Linked DNA regions of Homo sapiens: region 2 is linked to region 1. The links are chromatin loops, found by intact Hi-C in ENCODE. Cell type or tissue: OCI-LY7. All regions are shown on one strand. Each heading gives the region's core, and the rest is flanking DNA. Links, peaks and the distances in the headings are about the cores only. Region 1 overlaps DENND1A (DENN domain containing 1A). Region 2 overlaps DENND1A (DENN domain containing 1A).

Region 1 (8,334 bases), core at 91-8,090:
ATGCATCAAGTATTGTGGGGAGAGGAGGTTATAATTTTTCTGACTTAATAACAGTTCATAGTTGACTTTCACAGCATAATCATAAAAGGAGTCATTTTTTTCCAAAAGTATTTGAGGACTTCAGTTTCCCGAAGGTCTCTTTTATCCTTTCATATTGAAATCATTTTCTTTTGATGTGACTGTTGTGTTACTATCCTTGTTTTTCTTGATTTTTCTCTTCATGTCTTGTTAAGTGGTCTAATACAGCCAGGTCTTCATTTGTCAGTGACTTTGCCTCAACTCTGTGCAGGTATCCAGCATGTCCAACATGGGCTTCATAAAATCCAGTCTCCTTTGCAAGAGTTGTAGTTTTAGTTCATGGCAAATTTGCATTTTATTATAGATGTTTGGCTGAGATACAGACAGAGGAGCAGGGATAGATGCTAGGTGAAACTTGAAAGGGTGGATAGGGGACGTATTGTCTGGAAACTGGAAGGGTGGAGAAGGGTCATGTTGTTTGAAGCAGTCACATTGTTGGTGAGTATTTTCCTCTTATAAGAGCTTCTGTTTTCCTGCCCATTCTGGTTGACCACATGGTATGAGGAATTTCTGTAGAATTCTGGAGGAGCCTCTGACCCAGACACCAGGAATCAAAGAGAGATTCCCAAAGCTGAGATTGCCAAGGGGGACAGGAAGCGTGTTCTGGATTGGTGGCTGTCATGTCCATCAGGTACATTAGCAGGTGGTGTATATCTTTTCATAGAGGAGGAAACTGAGTTTTGGGAAGACCGCTTTCTCGAGGTGTCACATCTAGAAAGGAGCAGAACTAAGATTCAAACTCGGGGTTACCAGACTCAAGCCAGTGTTCTCCCCAGCATGTGCCATGCTGCTCTGCTTTTTAACATTGGGGAGGAGGTTTTTTTGTTTTGTTCTGTTTTGTTTTAATAGGAAGGCTTTAAATATTGAGTGCTGAATGGTCTTAACCAAGGGATGCTTTGCCATTGGAAACACGTTGGCAAAATCTGCTGACAGAAAGAAAGGGATACCTCTCCTCAGGTATTCAACATGGAATGTCAGGAGCTCCTCAGACAGTAGCAAGTCACCAAAAGCAACTGAAAGACCCTGTGTCATGTTACTTTTAAACTCATCAGTCCCGACATGAACACAAGCAGCTCTGCCGCAAGTCTTCCCCCGGGAGGCACTGCTTCATTGTATCATCTATTCTAATGGTGCCTGAGTGTTACATCCTAAAATTTTATTGCAAATTACTTTTATTTTTATTTCTCTTTTATAGGAGAGCCAGAGCATTATTTTGGTTTTGTGAATGACTAGATTACATTAAGATTTTGTTTTTAGGATAGCAAAGTAGATGCTGGTTCTGATAAGGCTGAAATCCACTGGGCTCTGCTGAGGTCAAGATGAGGGGAAAGAATTACTTCCCACCTGGTTCTAAAGCCATCGCTCATGCGCTTTCTTCTGCCTGTCATGCAGATTTTGTCAGTGGAAGCCCCTCCTCACTGGCTTTCGTGTCCTGTTGATATGTCCTGATCATGTGTTGAGCACTGCTATTTTTTTTTTTTTTTCCTAACCCAACACAGCATTTCCCAGCCCCAGCCCTGGAATCAGACATTTTTTTTCAAGGAGCCCAGGTTCCTATTACTGGAGAATAGTATTTAGAAACCAATATCTGGGCACTAAGTGTGCTCATTATAATTGGGATATCTCTGCTTCCAGGCCTTCTCAGTGACTAAAACTAGGGAAGGTATGTATGTACATAGATTTGTATTTCTATTTATTTTATCTGTCTCTACTTTCCTACCTGTCTACTGAACATCATGATGCCCCACAGTTACATTCAGTTCCAGTTTGACACCGTGGGGTTCATTCTCATTCTTTCCCTAACTGGATTTGTAACTCTCTTCTGATAGTAAGATACCTGGTTCCCATTATATATTTACCAGCTTGGTCAGTCTTGATCTGTTCCTTGTTTGTAACCAGTGGCCCTCTGCTGCAGCCCCCTTCCTACACAGCGCCACCCTCCTCACCCTGTTTTTACAGTAGCATGTGCTACTGTTTGAACTGTGGCACCTTAGGCAGAGCTGCTGCTGCCCCTTCCTATCACGGACAGCATTCTCAACCACATGGACTCTGCCTCGCCTCCCTCCCCTCCCCCGACCCCCACTTTGGTGGAAGCCCTCCCACCCCTCAGGCTCTGACATCCCACATTGAACTGCCTTCCAGATGTTCTTTGTACTCTTCTGGGTTCTAATACCATTGCTGGTCAGGCCCTCCACTCCACATAGATGCTGTCTTTATCCCATGCCAGGTCTAACCCCTCCTTGCCCCCTTGAGTCATGAAACTCCAAGTCAGGCCTCCCCCATGAGACTCCCTCCTCATCCTGCTCAGACGCTGACTTTCCCTTACTAGGCCCCTCACTCTGCTTGGGCCCCAGCACACTATGCCCAATGACCCCTCAGTGGGACACCCTTCTCCTCCCACTTGGACTCTAACACCAGGTTGCCCCTTCGGGAGGACAGCTTCCTCCCCTCACCTGAGTCTGATGTCCTGCTGTGGACCAGCATTCTCCCAGGTGGTTGCTGCCTTCCTCGACTTGGTCAGCCTCTCCCACCATCCCTGTCCCCTGCTCTCTTCCATACCTACCTTGCCTGGTCCCATCTCATAGCTTTGAACTGAACTAGTAGAAAGAGGTGTCGGAGAGCTCTTAAAATTTTTTAATGGTTTTCTGTTTTAATACTTAAAGAAGTGGAATCCCTTTATATTCACGCTGAACTTACACAAGGCCAGTCATCCACGTGTACACAAACTCACCAGTTGGAGTGATTATCATCCCAAGTGGAGTGAGATTAGAAAAGGCAGTCCTCTGCTCTCAGTTCAGCTCAAGAGCCAGCAGCTCACCCGGTCGACAGATTTAGATGCAGGATGCTGTCATTCAGCCTGACCCCACAACTCAGGTTAACTACTTTGTGTTTACACAGACCATGTCCGCCATATTTGGAGGTAATTTAAGGGCTTTTTCAGGGTGATTTTGACTATGGGCTGTTGCTGCCATAAGTGCTGTCTTTAGAACCTGCCCTTGCCCTCCTTACAAGGGCCGGTGGGACCCCGGATCGGGAAGGCAGTGGGTGGAGGAAACTTCTCAAGTTTAAAACTTATTACCTCATATGAAACACAAGCCTCTCCATTTGACTCTCAGGCCTGGGAGTGAGGGTAGAGCCTGGGACAGAGTTACCTGAGCCACAGTGGGTGAGAAGGGAGAGAAGCCTGGATCCAGGCAGGTGCCTGGGGAGCAGGCTGTTCCTTTTCGCTTTTCTCTGTCTTCTGATTGGGTCATGATGATGCTCCATGATCATCTTCTACATCAGTCCGAAAGCCTAAACTAAATAAAGCACTTGGGAAGGACTTCCAGCTCCTTCCACCCAAACTGTTACTCTGTTGTGGGTGTGTCTCTTTCTGATGAGGACCATAGCTTTCTTGAGTGCAGGAGGACCCTTTGTGCCACAGCCTTGGACAGAGCCCACCATAGTCCCAACTGTGGTACTCCGCAGTGGGGACTCAAGCCGTCACACAAAGGCAGCAGGCAGAGGCGGACCACGGATGGTCGCACCCCGTTAGATGTCCAAGGTGGTGCAGTGTACTAGAGTGTTTGTTTCTGTCTTTGGACTGGGAAGGATTGTTTATTCAATGATGACAGACACACGCAGACTGGAGTGCAGGGTCCCTGCAGCCTCACCTGCAGCCTAGCAGGCCGCGCAAGCTGTTGTGGCGGCTCTAATGAAGCAGGACAGGAAACGCCGCTGGATAGAGCTCCGCTGTGAACCCTGGCCTCCCAACAGGGGAAAACAGGGGCCCTTTGAAGAAGAAGACAGCTGGGTTTCGGTTTCAAAACCTTAACACTGCCATCACTAGATATTCATCTGTGAGTGTACAGGGGACAACATGTGGGGAACAGTTGTGTCCGGTCAGGCCAAAGGGAGAAAGAAATGGCTGATTTCCAGGGTAACTGCAAAACTTCTTGTGGCCAGTGGTTCTGCTTAGCATAGCCAAAAAGAATTGACTTGGTGAGGCTGAGGCTGAGGCTGAGGCTGAGTGTGAGAACCAGGGTGCCATCTATAGTAGGCTAGGAGCTCCTTCCCACGTCACCTCCTTCATCCTCACAGCAGGTGACAACTTGGAGGCTGGAGCTTCTGTGCCCAAGCCACATTGGTCAGTTGAACCTACTCATCCAAAACTACTTCGATGGATTCTGTAGTCCTAAACTGTCAGAGCACCCAGCCTGCCCCATATCACTTCACCAAATATTTCTAAAATGATTCAGTTTTTCTCTTGTTTACTTGAAGTCACAGTTTTCTTGCAAGATTCTACTTCCCCTTCTTGCCTTTTCCCCCCTGCCTCCTGACTTTCAGTGGCTGGATTTAACTAGTGGTATTTTGCTTTCAGGAAAAAAAAAATTTGTAATCCTTGGTCAAATTTGTTTACTGAGTCGTCTAATCTGTGCAAGAGTTTTCTTCTGAGGGGATTTCTCGTTCATACTATAATGGCTTTTAACTCGGCCGAGGTTTATTTAACAGAATAGGAAAGGAGAAACTTATCTGCTCCCTAATCCCTCTTGAATGTTTACATTACTCTGCCAAAGTAAATGCTGTGCAAAGTGGCAGCAGTCATTTGCTATGTAATAGTCAATATGCAGCTGCCAGGGCTGATTGAAACATATTAACATAAGTGATAATACTGTCATAGAAGTGAAAAGTTAAGTTGCTTATCAGTATATTTTGATAAGCTACTTAAATTTTACAGTAGCATGTGCTGGCTTTAGACAGACGTTAATGACAGAGGACTGTGCACTTTATCTGTTCTCTTTGTTGCCTCTCACTTCATTTATTACCCTCAGTGGCGCAGCCGGTAATCTGTACAGGGTGCTGATTCCCCTCTCCCTGGCAGGATATCACATCTGTGCGCTACCTCGTGTCCATATCTGTCGGTATTGGACTCTGTTAGCACAGCAGGGCAGACATGACCAGGCCGGCAAGCGCTTGGTACAACCTTCTTCTCGCTTGCTGTTAGATGTAGCTTTGGAAAATTTCCTTCTAGAGAACAAAGCCGTTGAAAGTAAGTGGCAAAACTGCTTGGGGGTGTGGATACTTTTCAACAATTCCATAGGATGCGTGCACCCTTGCCGTCAGTCTTTGTCTGGCTTTATTTGCTCAGTAAACGCTGAGCACTGACGGTGTGCCAGGTGCCATTCTTGGCACCGGAAAGACAAAGTGAAGAAAGATAGGCCCCTTCCTCTCTGTTTGCATGTGGTCTGTTGAGAAAACAGACATGCCATTGAGGACTGCATCATGTGGGGAATGTTCTGAGAGCAGCATTCTCATGACCAGGGCAGCACAGAAAAGAGAGAATTAGGGCACATGAAGTGGGGATGGGGAGGGGGTGAGGGACAGTTAGGAGGATGAGTAGAAATCAGCTAGACTAGACCCACAGAGGTCTGGGAGAAAAGGGCCCAGTGTATGTAAGCCCAGGCAGGCTCAAAGATACCAGGACGTTCCGGAGTGAGAGGAGTGAGGGGAGCATATCTATGAGGAAGTAGACAGAGGACAACCAGAAAAGTGGGCAAGGGCCTGGCAGTGAAGAGCCCCAGAAGTCCATCCTAACAAATGTGGACTGGATCCTGGAGTGACGGACATCATTGCAGCAATTAAGTACAATGTGCGATGGAGATTTGCATTTTAGAAAAACCATTCTAAGAGCCGTGGCCAGGTGGCTCACGCCTATAATCCCAGCAGTTTGGGAGGCCGAGGCAGGCAGATAACCTGAGTTCAGGAGTTCGAGACCAGCCTGGCCAGTATGGTGAAACCCCGTCTCTATTAAAAATACAAAAATTAGCCAGGCATGGTGGCGCACACCTGTAGTCCCAGCTACTCAGAAGGCTGAGGCAGGAGAATCACTTGAACCAGGGAGGCAGGGGTTGCAGTGAGCCGAGATCATGCCACTGCACTCCGGCCTGGGTGACAGAGTGAGACTCCATCTCAAAACAAACAAACAAACAAACAAAAAACAAGCCACACAGAGTGGACCACAGGACTGAGGTCAGCAGCCAGTCTGCTCTGAGTGAAGGGGAGCAATGGCCAGGACCTGGTGGAGGGCAGTGGGGATGGGGAAGTGGAACTCATCTTGAAGTAGATAGAGAGATGGTGTGTGATGGGTAGAATGTCTGTTGCAGCAACATGGATGGCTTTGGGCTCATGGGGGCATTGGGACCCTTTGCAGATGCCTGCAGTGGGAATGCTGTGTGTGTGTCAGTGTGTGTGTCTGTGTCTGTGTCTGTCCCATCATGAGAAACTGAATAGAAGCTTTCCTGGAAAGGGTGGGTGTGCTGGGAGAGGCCAGGGGACTTCTCAGAGATGGTGCCTGATTGTGGAGTCGGCTTTGAATTTCTTCTCTGTGAACTGTTCTAGCTCTGAGGCATGGGAATAATTTATAATGGACATTTAATCCTCTGCCTTGCACAGGCAATTTTTTAAACTCTCAGAAATAATTAGCATTTCGCCAGTTTGTGTTTCCACCAGTCTGTGACAGGAAGACTCTTCAGGATGTAGAGCAAAACTGAAATGTATCAGTCTTGAATTAGATCCTGGTTAAAGTTTTTGACCTGCATACTAATATTTCATGTGTTTCCTCTTCTTCCTCCAGCTATCTCCCCTGGTTCGAGGTATTTTATAAGCTGCTTAACATCCTGGCAGATTACACGACAAAAAGACAGGTATTTACCTTTTTAAAATAATTCTTTTAAACAAATAAGCTTTAATTTTTATGATGAAAAAGTAAAACATGCCTTATATTTTACCAAAAAAGTGATGCATGCCCATTATAGGAATTTTGGGAAATTCAGAAAATAATAGGAAGGAAAAGAAAATCACTTTTAATTTGCCCCACTCCCTTCCCTAAAATAAATATTCCTAGCATTTTGGGTTGTTTTCTTTTTTAAGTTTTTCTTTGCATTAAAGAAATGATAAATAGACCCTTAACGTTCACAGAGTTAATGTTCAATTTCTAATATTCCCAAGCAGCCCGGAAAGTTTGTGACATGTATTAAATTATAATTTTGCTGAGGCACATATCTGAATTGCTCATGTCATGCTGCAGATCTGGGGTTTGCAAGTAAAACACTTAACCAGCAAGTGACCTACCCAGCTGTCCTGAGTTCCCATTTCAATAAAGCTTTGTGGTGCTTTTACAGTAACTTTTGTAGGGGTCTGAAAATGACGTTAAAAATTCATCTGTACCTTGCTGTACTTTTGGAAGAAGTGGTAAGGTAAGGTATCTTCCATGGATGTCAAAGGCCAGTTGGACCTTTATGTAGATTTTTGTAGCCCACATTTTCAGATACCATTATAATGAGCATGCCTCCCACACTATTAAAAATGTTATAAATATTTTTCATGGCTGCATAGCATTTTGTCATGTACCTTGATTTACCAAAGCATTTTCCTATTATTGGAAATTGTTAATTGTTTGGGATTTTTCTACTGTTATGAGAAGTGTAACCATTCGCATCTATGAGGGTAAAGCATTTTCTTCATTTTGGATTGTTTCCTTAAAAGGAGAATCCCAGATGGGCCACTGTAAGATCAGTGGACATAAACATTTTTAAAACATTTGTCAAACTGCTTTCCAAAATAATTCTGCTGTTTTCTTAAAGGATACCCTTTACCAGCAATGTAAGAGAGTGCCTGGGTCACGATACTCTCATCAGGATCATTTGTTGAATTTGTTGTTTGACAAGTAAAAAAGTCTCATTGTTTTAATTGCATTTCTTTGATTATTAATGAGTTGGATATTTGTCTATATATCTAATGTCTTATATTTTTCTTTTTGTAAATGGCCTAAGATTTTTAATTAAAGTGATCCATTATTATTAAACGTTAAGGAAAAATTTCCCTTAATTTTTTTCTGTTGAACGTTCTGAGCAATTTGAGTGTTAGTTCTGAGAAATGGTCCATGAAAAGGGTGCCAGTTCAGCCACACTGGGGTCCAGGGAAGGGAAAGCTGTGTTTCATTTTCATCTCCTTAAGATTCATTTAATGTAAGCTCTACGAAGTCTTGCATTGGAGAAACCTGGGTCGCCTGTGCTTCCCATCTTGTTTTGCCCCAAACCCCTTTAATTCTGTGATAAATCTTAGCATTCTGAGATAGCAGTGTTTCCTGGAACACACTTTGGGAAATGCTGTTTTGGAGGAAAGGGGGAAATTGTGTGTATAATGACTAAATCATTTTTTTAGAGATAGATTTACTCACTGGCAAATGTATTCCAGAGGTCACAGTAAATGGAAGGA
Region 2 (8,334 bases), core at 30-8,029, 70 kb after region 1:
TTGGATTCTGAATATGAAGAAGTTTTTTTTTTTTAAATAGCTTACCCAATTTATTTTGCTGTTTTATTTTTAATGTATGCTCAAGAGTGATAAGAGGTTTTTAAAAATGTGTCCAAGTGATCAGAAAGTCATGAACCATTGTTTCATTGATAGTTTTTCCGTTATTGGTGGTACATTAGAAAGGAAAGGCACCCTCCTGACGAGAGTGATGAGCAACCCTCCTGAACTCAGTGGAGTATCCGGGAGACAAGAGTGTGCTTGGGAGTCAGAAATCCATGTGTAGAGATGGTGTGTGCCTGTCAAGCACCTCCCATTCCTCATGGCATCTTGACCATTCTTACCAGCAGTTTACCAGGTATCCTAGAGCGGGTATGCTACAGAACCAGGGCTGGAACAAGAAACCATTCTGTGGGTAATAGGAGAGTGGGTCCAATGGTGCCAGCCATGCCAGGGGCTCAGAGAAAACCCTACCATGTGCTGCTGCTGTGCCAGGTACGTCAGAGGTTGTCTCTAATCTCTACAACAATCCTGAAAGATTTCTACTAGGCCAGGTACTGCCTTATTGGAGAATGCTTTGCTAGGATATAACAAAAGATAAGAAACAGCCCTGTCCTTTAATTTTTAGTAATTCGGTGTCTAGGAATTCATGCAACATGAAGGTGTTCATTTTTATCACAGTGATACTTATAGAAAATTGGAAGCAACTTAATGTCTACTCTAGGGATAGCATTCGATAAATTATGATACATCCATATTTGGTGGAATATTATGCAGTCTTTAATAATCACAAAAATTATAGAACAATCTGGGAAATGTTCATGTAGCCAATGAGAAAATAAAACAATGTATGCACTTTATAATTTCAAAGATATAAAGCTGTTAATGTGAGCCAGTATTAGAAAGGAATGCAAAAGAAAAAGTAATTGTGTTAGGATAATATAATCATGGGTAGGTGTTTTTCTCCCCAAACATTTCTTTTAAAAATAAAAAGACAAAGAAGAGGTTCCAAGAAACTGAGTCAGTAGCTACAATAATTATTGAGATACAGTGAGAATAGAAATTGTTTTCAGACTGTACCTAGAATTACCCAATTGGATAAGTACCACATTGAGATGTTCAGGAAATTCTGGGTTTCTTTTTCTTCCCTCTCCCTCTCACCACTTGGAATTCGTAATTATATATTTGCAGAGCAAACATGCAGTAGATTCAGGGAAGTATCTGAGGCTTGATACGTAAATGATGACAATGTAAAAGGTATTTGTCCAAATTTGCATTCATACAAAACATGGAGCTGCTATGATTTCAGAATAAATGTGTTTTAAATATTTTCTAAATACAGAGCTGTTGCAGTTCTAACAATACTTGGCTAAGAAAACTACATTTCTGCGATAGGCCATAATTACTCTTTGGATAATTATTGGGCTTTAAAAAATGCCTATCTAAAGATACTTGAAGAATGAGTTCCATTTTGCCCTTTCTTGCCTCTTCAGTCTCTTCCATGAGGTCCCTTTTTCCTTTCAGGGTATCATTGATTTTTATTGTAGGACAAAAGGGTGTAGCATTAAAGTCTACATACATAAGATCCTATGGTTAAGTTATACAGAGGGGTTTTGCTATACATATTTATTTTCAACCGTTTGAATGTCTTTTTCTGTATATTAACTCATTTGTTGGAATTTCAGTTCTACAATTCTGGTTAAAACCCATGGTCACTGGTCAATTGCATGATTAAATGTAGGAGATGGGAAGGGTGATAAGATTTAGTTAAATATTATGGATTTGTGCTTTCTCCCTTCTATGTGTTAGGCTGTGCTTCTGGTCACATTAATAAGTGGCCATTTTTCTGGAATTTGTACTCTTCCTGCTTCCTTTCATTACATTAGGCAAGGTTCCACTAGATGAGACATTTGCAGTCTTAAGACTTCCTGCCAGGGTTCAGACTTTGTATTTTTGACATTGAAGCTGTCGTGTTCCTGAAGCTACTTAATTAGAAACACATTCATTTCAGTGTACACTGGAAAAAGCTTGGACAGCAGAGCCAGGCACACTGGGAAGTTTGAGCATTTGTGTAGCTGGCAGCTAAACTAATGGTTTACAGTTTAAGGGGAAAAAAAATATCACAGGGCATTTCCTTGCCCCTAGAAGCAAAGAGAAGCTGAATACACACAGCAGATACCTAAAAAAAAGAAGAAGAAGAAGAAGAAAAGACAACTCCACTTTCACTGCAATTGTGTGTATAGTTCTTTCTTTAGCTATTATCAAATACAAAAGTCTTCTAGAATAGTTAGCAAACTGAGCTGCTAATATTCAAGTCTGTTTTACATGTTCCCAAGACATATTATATTACTGCTGAGATCTGTAGTAAGGAGGACATTTTATATTCTGGGGAAAGAAAGGATTTTTGCTTGAATTTTATTTGTTGAATGGTAATGAGGGAATTGTGTCCTTTCTTATTTTTAAATGTTTGAGCAATTTAAAAATATACATGTGATGTTTAGAAACCTCCCTTGCCTATCCATTGCTTTCAGGATAAAGCCTAAACTCCTTAGTATTCAGTTGGAAGCAAACCTCTCCTGTCTCATTACTTACCACTCCTTGTTTCTCCAACTTTGTCCCCAAAGAGCCATTCTTGTCCATCCACCTCTACTCTACCAGCTGCCCCAGAAGAAAAGTACCTGTTCACCCCAGTCTGAGTCAGGTGTCTTTTCTCTAGGTTCACAAAATACCATCTGCACATTTCATAGACTATATCCCATACTACAGAGACAGATGGAAAAGTTGCCAATCACACCCTTCCTCGCTATCCCTTGACCTCCTTCCCCTAACCCAAAGGAAAGCATTGCATGGGGAGTGAGCTTGGGGATTTCAGGTTCTATATTACAAAGTCAGTGTGGCACAAAGGAAGAAATGCATACTTGGGAATCAAATCCCAGGTCTACCACTGACTTTGTTTTGTGGTATTAGGTAAGTGATTTAACTAACCTCTTTAGGCCTAGTCCCTTCTCTGTAAAATGGGTATTGTATCTATGGGTATTGCAAAGTTGTTATGTGGATTAGAATAGATGAATTTAAAGTTCCTCATATAATGTCTAGCACATTTGTTATTGGTAGGTAACATAAATGATAATGTATACACACACACACATACACACCGACCCCTGAAATCAACGGCAGGACCGGTGTATCCAAAATGCCCAGGTTTTAAACCCATTGGAGTTTAGTTCTCATGCCTTTGCTCAGTCACTGACTTAGGCAACCCGTGGCTCCGTGAATGAAGCAGTTGGCAGAGGCTTTCTGAATTATAGTGTCATGGGATGGCATGTGTGCAACTGGGGAGGAGATGCTTGCTGGCAGCTCTCCAAGTACTTTGTCCAATCAGAATGGACAGTTAGATCACATCTCTTGATGACAGAGGAAGCAGCAAATACAAAATATTCTTCTTTGAAACACATTATGCCCTTCATCCAACCTTAACTGCTTTTTCTGTTGTAATCATGGCAATAATCGTTCCCATCTGTATTAGAACTCTGCTGATCATTTAACGTATATTTTCTTTGATTCTAGTAACAACGTGCTGGCTGGAATCCAGGATTCCATTTTAAAGATAAGGCAACTGAGGCTGTGCAGTTGCAGAGCCGCTCTTTAGGGGCTAATATCAAGGTTGATGCTCTTCCTGCTACCCATGCTGTTTCCAATGCTGCCCACGTTTTGAAATTCTTCTGAAGTTTCTAGGCTTGGGAACAAAATGTCATATTAGGATTTTTGTTGTGAAAGGAAATGTAACTATGCATACGTTTATTAAAACAGTTTTTCTCCAAATAGTGAACCATCTGTAATTTTCTGTCAGAAGCAACAGACATTAAAGCAGCTGTGTGTCTCTGTTTCTCTTCACAGTGCTCCCATGCCCTACCTCATAGGAATCCATTTAAGTTTAATGGAGGTAAGTTGGCTTCTTTCCTCCCCAGATGGCTCTACCTGGGGCTTTGTTTCATTGTGTGGCGGTGGAGAGACCCAGTCTCAGCAGTCACAGCTCTGCACGTGGGAGCATGCTGAAGCAGCACCTCCCAGCGTACAGAGCTGAGCGTTCGGTTTGGACGCCGTGCACTGGGCTCTGTTTTCAGGGTTTTCCCACTTTGCCGAGAGACTGTGGATTTTCATGGGTTGAGGGAATGAGAGTCAAGGAGGCAGGAGGAAAGGGTTCTTTAAGGGTTTGAACGAGGGAAGGGAAATGATTTGCTTTTCAAAATGTTTGTTCTAATCGCTATAGCAATATTGCATTCTTCATTGTAGTAAATGTGATATAAAATGTATATAGAATCATGAAGAAGGAAATTAAAATTATGCACAATGCCATTATTCCAGATTGAACCATTGTTAGCATTTTACTAATCTCCCTCTTGGTCTTTAGTCTCTAAATATATGTTTTGTATAAATATGTATAATTGATATACTTTATAATTTTGTGTCTTTATTTTAATTAACATGGCTTGGGAATCTCTACATGTTTTTATCTACTCTCAGTAATAATTTTTAATTTGCCACCTATCATTCCCACTATTTGGATATACCACAACGTAACTGTTTTCCTACTGTTGGACACTGAGGTTGTTTATAATTTTTCACTATTATAAATAGCATTTCAGTGAACATCTTTATGCATAAGGCTTTATCTGCATTTTGCCTCATTTCCCTAGCATAGAACCCCTAAAGTAGAAATGCTTGGTCAAAGCTATGCATCGGATGCCAGATTGCTTTCTGTATGGCTGTACCAATTAGATAGCAATTCTTTTAAAGGACTTTTCTGTGCTTTTGTAAGTGTCATTAGTTTGTAGACATGTACCCTAAGCCCTTTCCTCCTCAGGAGAGAGTTTTAATTTGTACTAGAGCAAAATGAGGCGTGGGGAGGGTGCTTGCCTGTGTTGCACAGGAGATAAGCTCTCAGAGGGAAAATCTACAGCCATGTCCGTCTGCGGTGGTGCTTTGCATGTCTTGAAGGAAGTGCTACTTCTCTTCTTCTGTTCCCTTCATTTCACGTCGACGAGGACCACCTGCTTCACTAACTGTTGCACACTGTGCTATTGTGCTTACGAAAATGAAAGAAGTTGGTTATCGAAAAACCTGTTTGTTTGACATTGAGAATCTTGATCAAAATAGACCACAGAAATCTGCTCAAATTTCTAATTTGACAGGCCGGCCATGTGGCTCCTACATTCTGTTAACAGTTCCTCCTTGTCATCACCCAGCCCTAAGCACATACAGTACACAGTTTATGGACTATCTGGGATGATGTATTTAGATCAGATTGAAGAGATTTCTTCTGTGTTTTACCTTTGTTTGTCAAGTTTGGGGGTCTATTCAAAGCTCCCGTATGAAAAATTGAAATTCAAAGTAAATACTTACCAATGGACCGTTAGTGCCAATTGCTGTAGAGTTTGAAACACTAATATAACGACTATTTGGTCTATCGGAGTCCACAGTTCCCTCCCGCTTGCCTCTCCTCCTGCCTTCCAGACTGCTCCAGCACAGGCTTTTTCAGATTCCTTTTTATGTCCCAGCGCCTCAGCATTCTCCAAGTTTCTAGTTTTGTCTTTCTCTTCTTTTCTATGTGCCCTCTAGTCACCTTGTTTAAGGCCTCTTGCTTCAGCTACCAGGTCAATGTCAATGACTCAGCTGGGGTTCTAATGCTGGTCTGCCTCTCTCTGAGCTTCAGGTCCAAAGTTTAAAGTGCCAGTTGGATTTCACCTGGATGTACTACGGATGTCTCCCCCAGTCTTCCCCAAACAATTTATTGTCTGCACACACACACACACACACACACACACACACACTCTCTCTCTCTCTCTCTCTCTCTCTCTGTGTGTGTGTGTGTGTGTGTGTGTGTGTGTGTCTCTCTCTCTGTGTCTCTCTCTCTCTCTCTAAGCCACTCCACTCCCCTTCCACTGTTCCTGGTCCCTGTGAATGGCACTACTGCCTTCAATGGCACCTAAGTGGAACACACTGATCATGGCTGAATGCTCTTCTTCCTCATCCTCTCTAAATACTCACAAAGCTCCAAAACGTCTCTCGCCCTGTTCTTTCCTCACTGCCTTCATTGACACTTTGCTTTCTTGGATTCTTGCAAAAGCCTTATTCATTTGATAAACAACATGAGGGTCTCTTATGTTCCAAGCATTTTGCTAGGTCCTGGAGGTATGGAGATGAATATAAAGTTCAGTGCATAGTCACAACATTGCATGGGTTGCCCTCCAGCTGGTCACTTGATAACCATGGGCTACATAATACTTGAGGAGGAGCCTTCCAGCCTCCCCTACACAGTCCCTGGGTTCTGCACAGTCTCTCCACTACTGTCAAGCCTTCTGGCTGGTCACTGACCCATGTTAGCTTGTGCTCCTGCTGATCCCTAAACATATCCACATTCCCAACCCTCTGCATGCATCAGCCCTGCCCTTCTCCACCTCTTCCAAGAAGTCCTCCTGCTCTGTTTTCTTCTTTCACTTATGGTGCCTCTTGCTCTGAATAATAGCTGTTTGCTTCCTTGTTCCTCTCCATCATCCCCTGGAGCATGACTTCTTTGGGAACAAGGACTGTTCCCATTCACTGTGGTGTCCTCAGCACCTAACAGGATGCCACACAGGTGATATTCTCTGAGCAAATGCTTTGTGAAAAGAAGCGTTGAGTGAATGCTTGGAAAGCTGTAATTGGGAGCACATTTAGAAGCCCTCTAATAGGCATCACTGTTTTCAGGCAACCCAATGCCATAATTTTACTTACAGGTGCGGGAAGTGAATTTTTTACTTTTTATATAATTGTAAGTAATTTAAAATAAGGCCTTTTGTAGTAAAACATGCAGTGTAAAATATGCGTACATTTTGCAGCTGAAACTTGAGACAGAGTTTTGCACTTACATGAATGGGTGCAGGTCTCTTCTGCTCAGCCTTTGAAGGGCGTTAAGGGAGAAGGCTTAGGAAGCACTGGCCCAGATAGATCTTAGCCCTGCTGATTGACGGAGGCTGGGGAGGAGTTTGCTGTGCTGAACTCCTGTGTAGTCAGCACAAAAATAAAAACAAAAATGGGAGTTGTCCCACTCTTGAAACCAGCCAAGACACTTTATGAACAAAGAAGTGTTTCCTGAGTGTGTAGGGCAGCCGTGAACTACTGAATCTTAGAATTCAGTCTCCTGACCTCCTCCCTGGAATTTCAGCTCAGATTCCGAGTGCTCTAGTTGTGCTTTCTGATGGGGCTTATCTAGTTCGATTGTACCCTTCAGGTGAAAGGGATACTCCTTCTGCGGTTTCTTGCAGGAACCTGTAGCTCAGACCTGGGGCCAAAGGAAAGCCGTTTACGGAAGGTGCTCAGGAAGGCCCATCTCCTCTCGCTACACTAGTTTTCTTACTGGCAATTCAGCAAAAGGCTTATTTTTGACTGTCTTGTTATTTTTTCTTGAAAGCTATAGGCACCTTATTATGCCTTTGCATATGTGCCAGAATTTTTTAAACTTCAAATGAATGTGGCAGATGTTCATAAAAGTTTAGAAAAAGCTACCATAGGAAGACTTTTTAACCATTTTTATGACACTCAAATTTGTTGCACAAAAAGAAATATAAATTACAAACTTGCATTGTTATTTTTAAAAAGGTTATTTTGGGGAAAGACCTAATTCTGGTTCATGCTCTTACAGGATGCCATTAAATGATAACCTAGTCACCTTACAGAGTCCGCCTTCCTCCCAAAGTGACAAGTGTATACCTGATCGCCATTCTTCTCTCTCCTTCTGCCTGTTTATAGTTTCTCTCTCATTTAAGCAATCTGAGGCTAGTGGCATGTTAGCAGAATAGCCAAGGGTATTGGCATAGACCTAGTTTCTTCTTGGAGAGAATGATCATGCTAGCTGGCAGCTAGGAAATCCCAAAACACGGCCAGATTCCACAGTGACTGTCCTTTCATTCAAGCGATCTCAATTTAGCTCAAGAGACATTTATGCAGCCCCTCTTCTGTGCCATCTCTGGTAGCAGGTGCCAGGTCATGTCTGGTCGATGGTGCTTCTCCTGTTTGATAAATGAAGACCTTCCTCCTCAAGCCTCACAAACAATGCTTTGTGTACAGACCTCAGAGTGACATGAGGGATGCATCCAGAAGGTATTTTCTATCCTTCTTGGTGGTGGGATGGTCAGGAAGGAGAAGGGAAAGGTGACAGCAATGACAGTTCCAGACAGAGGATCCGGTGGCTTGTAAATGAAGTTCCACCCATACACAGGGGCAGTGAAGTAGAGCAGTTAGAATGTGACACCTCTACTTCCTGCTTACTTGATCGTGGGCAAGGTAATTGACCTCTGA

What was found. Hi-C counts contacts between places; a loop is a spot of excess contacts. Peaks named below come from ENCODE experiments on the same cell type or tissue, not always from the same donor. Only the 100,000 strongest peaks of a DNase experiment are listed, where the experiment ranks them.
Region 2: it touches region 1 in a loop (7-fold over the local background); 2 of 110 quality-filtered maps call a loop at or near these places.

What each region holds. Positions count from the first base shown.
Region 1 is chr9:123,675,147-123,683,480 of GRCh38, reverse strand. DENND1A (DENN domain containing 1A) reads left to right here. Exons shown (of 24, transcript NM_001352964.2): 6 at 6,692-6,761. Among named protein-coding and RNA genes, the nearest start is that of MIR7150, 190 kb to the right of the region's middle. RefSeq lists an enhancer at 3,881-3,960. In OCI-LY7, for the core only: no CTCF peak of the experiment used is centred there; DNase peaks (open chromatin) are centred at 3,810 and 5,270; H3K4me3 peaks cover 2,824 bases; H3K27ac peaks cover 3,642 bases.
Region 2 is chr9:123,605,042-123,613,375 of GRCh38, reverse strand. It overlaps DENND1A (DENN domain containing 1A), which reads left to right. Exons shown (of 24, transcript NM_001352964.2): 11 at 3,895-3,940. Among named protein-coding and RNA genes, the nearest start is that of MIR7150, 120 kb to the right of the region's middle. RefSeq lists enhancers at 4,867-4,916, 4,977-5,106. In OCI-LY7, for the core only: no CTCF peak of the experiment used is centred there; a DNase peak (open chromatin) is centred at 5,025; H3K4me3 peaks cover 1,514 bases; H3K27ac peaks cover 2,229 bases.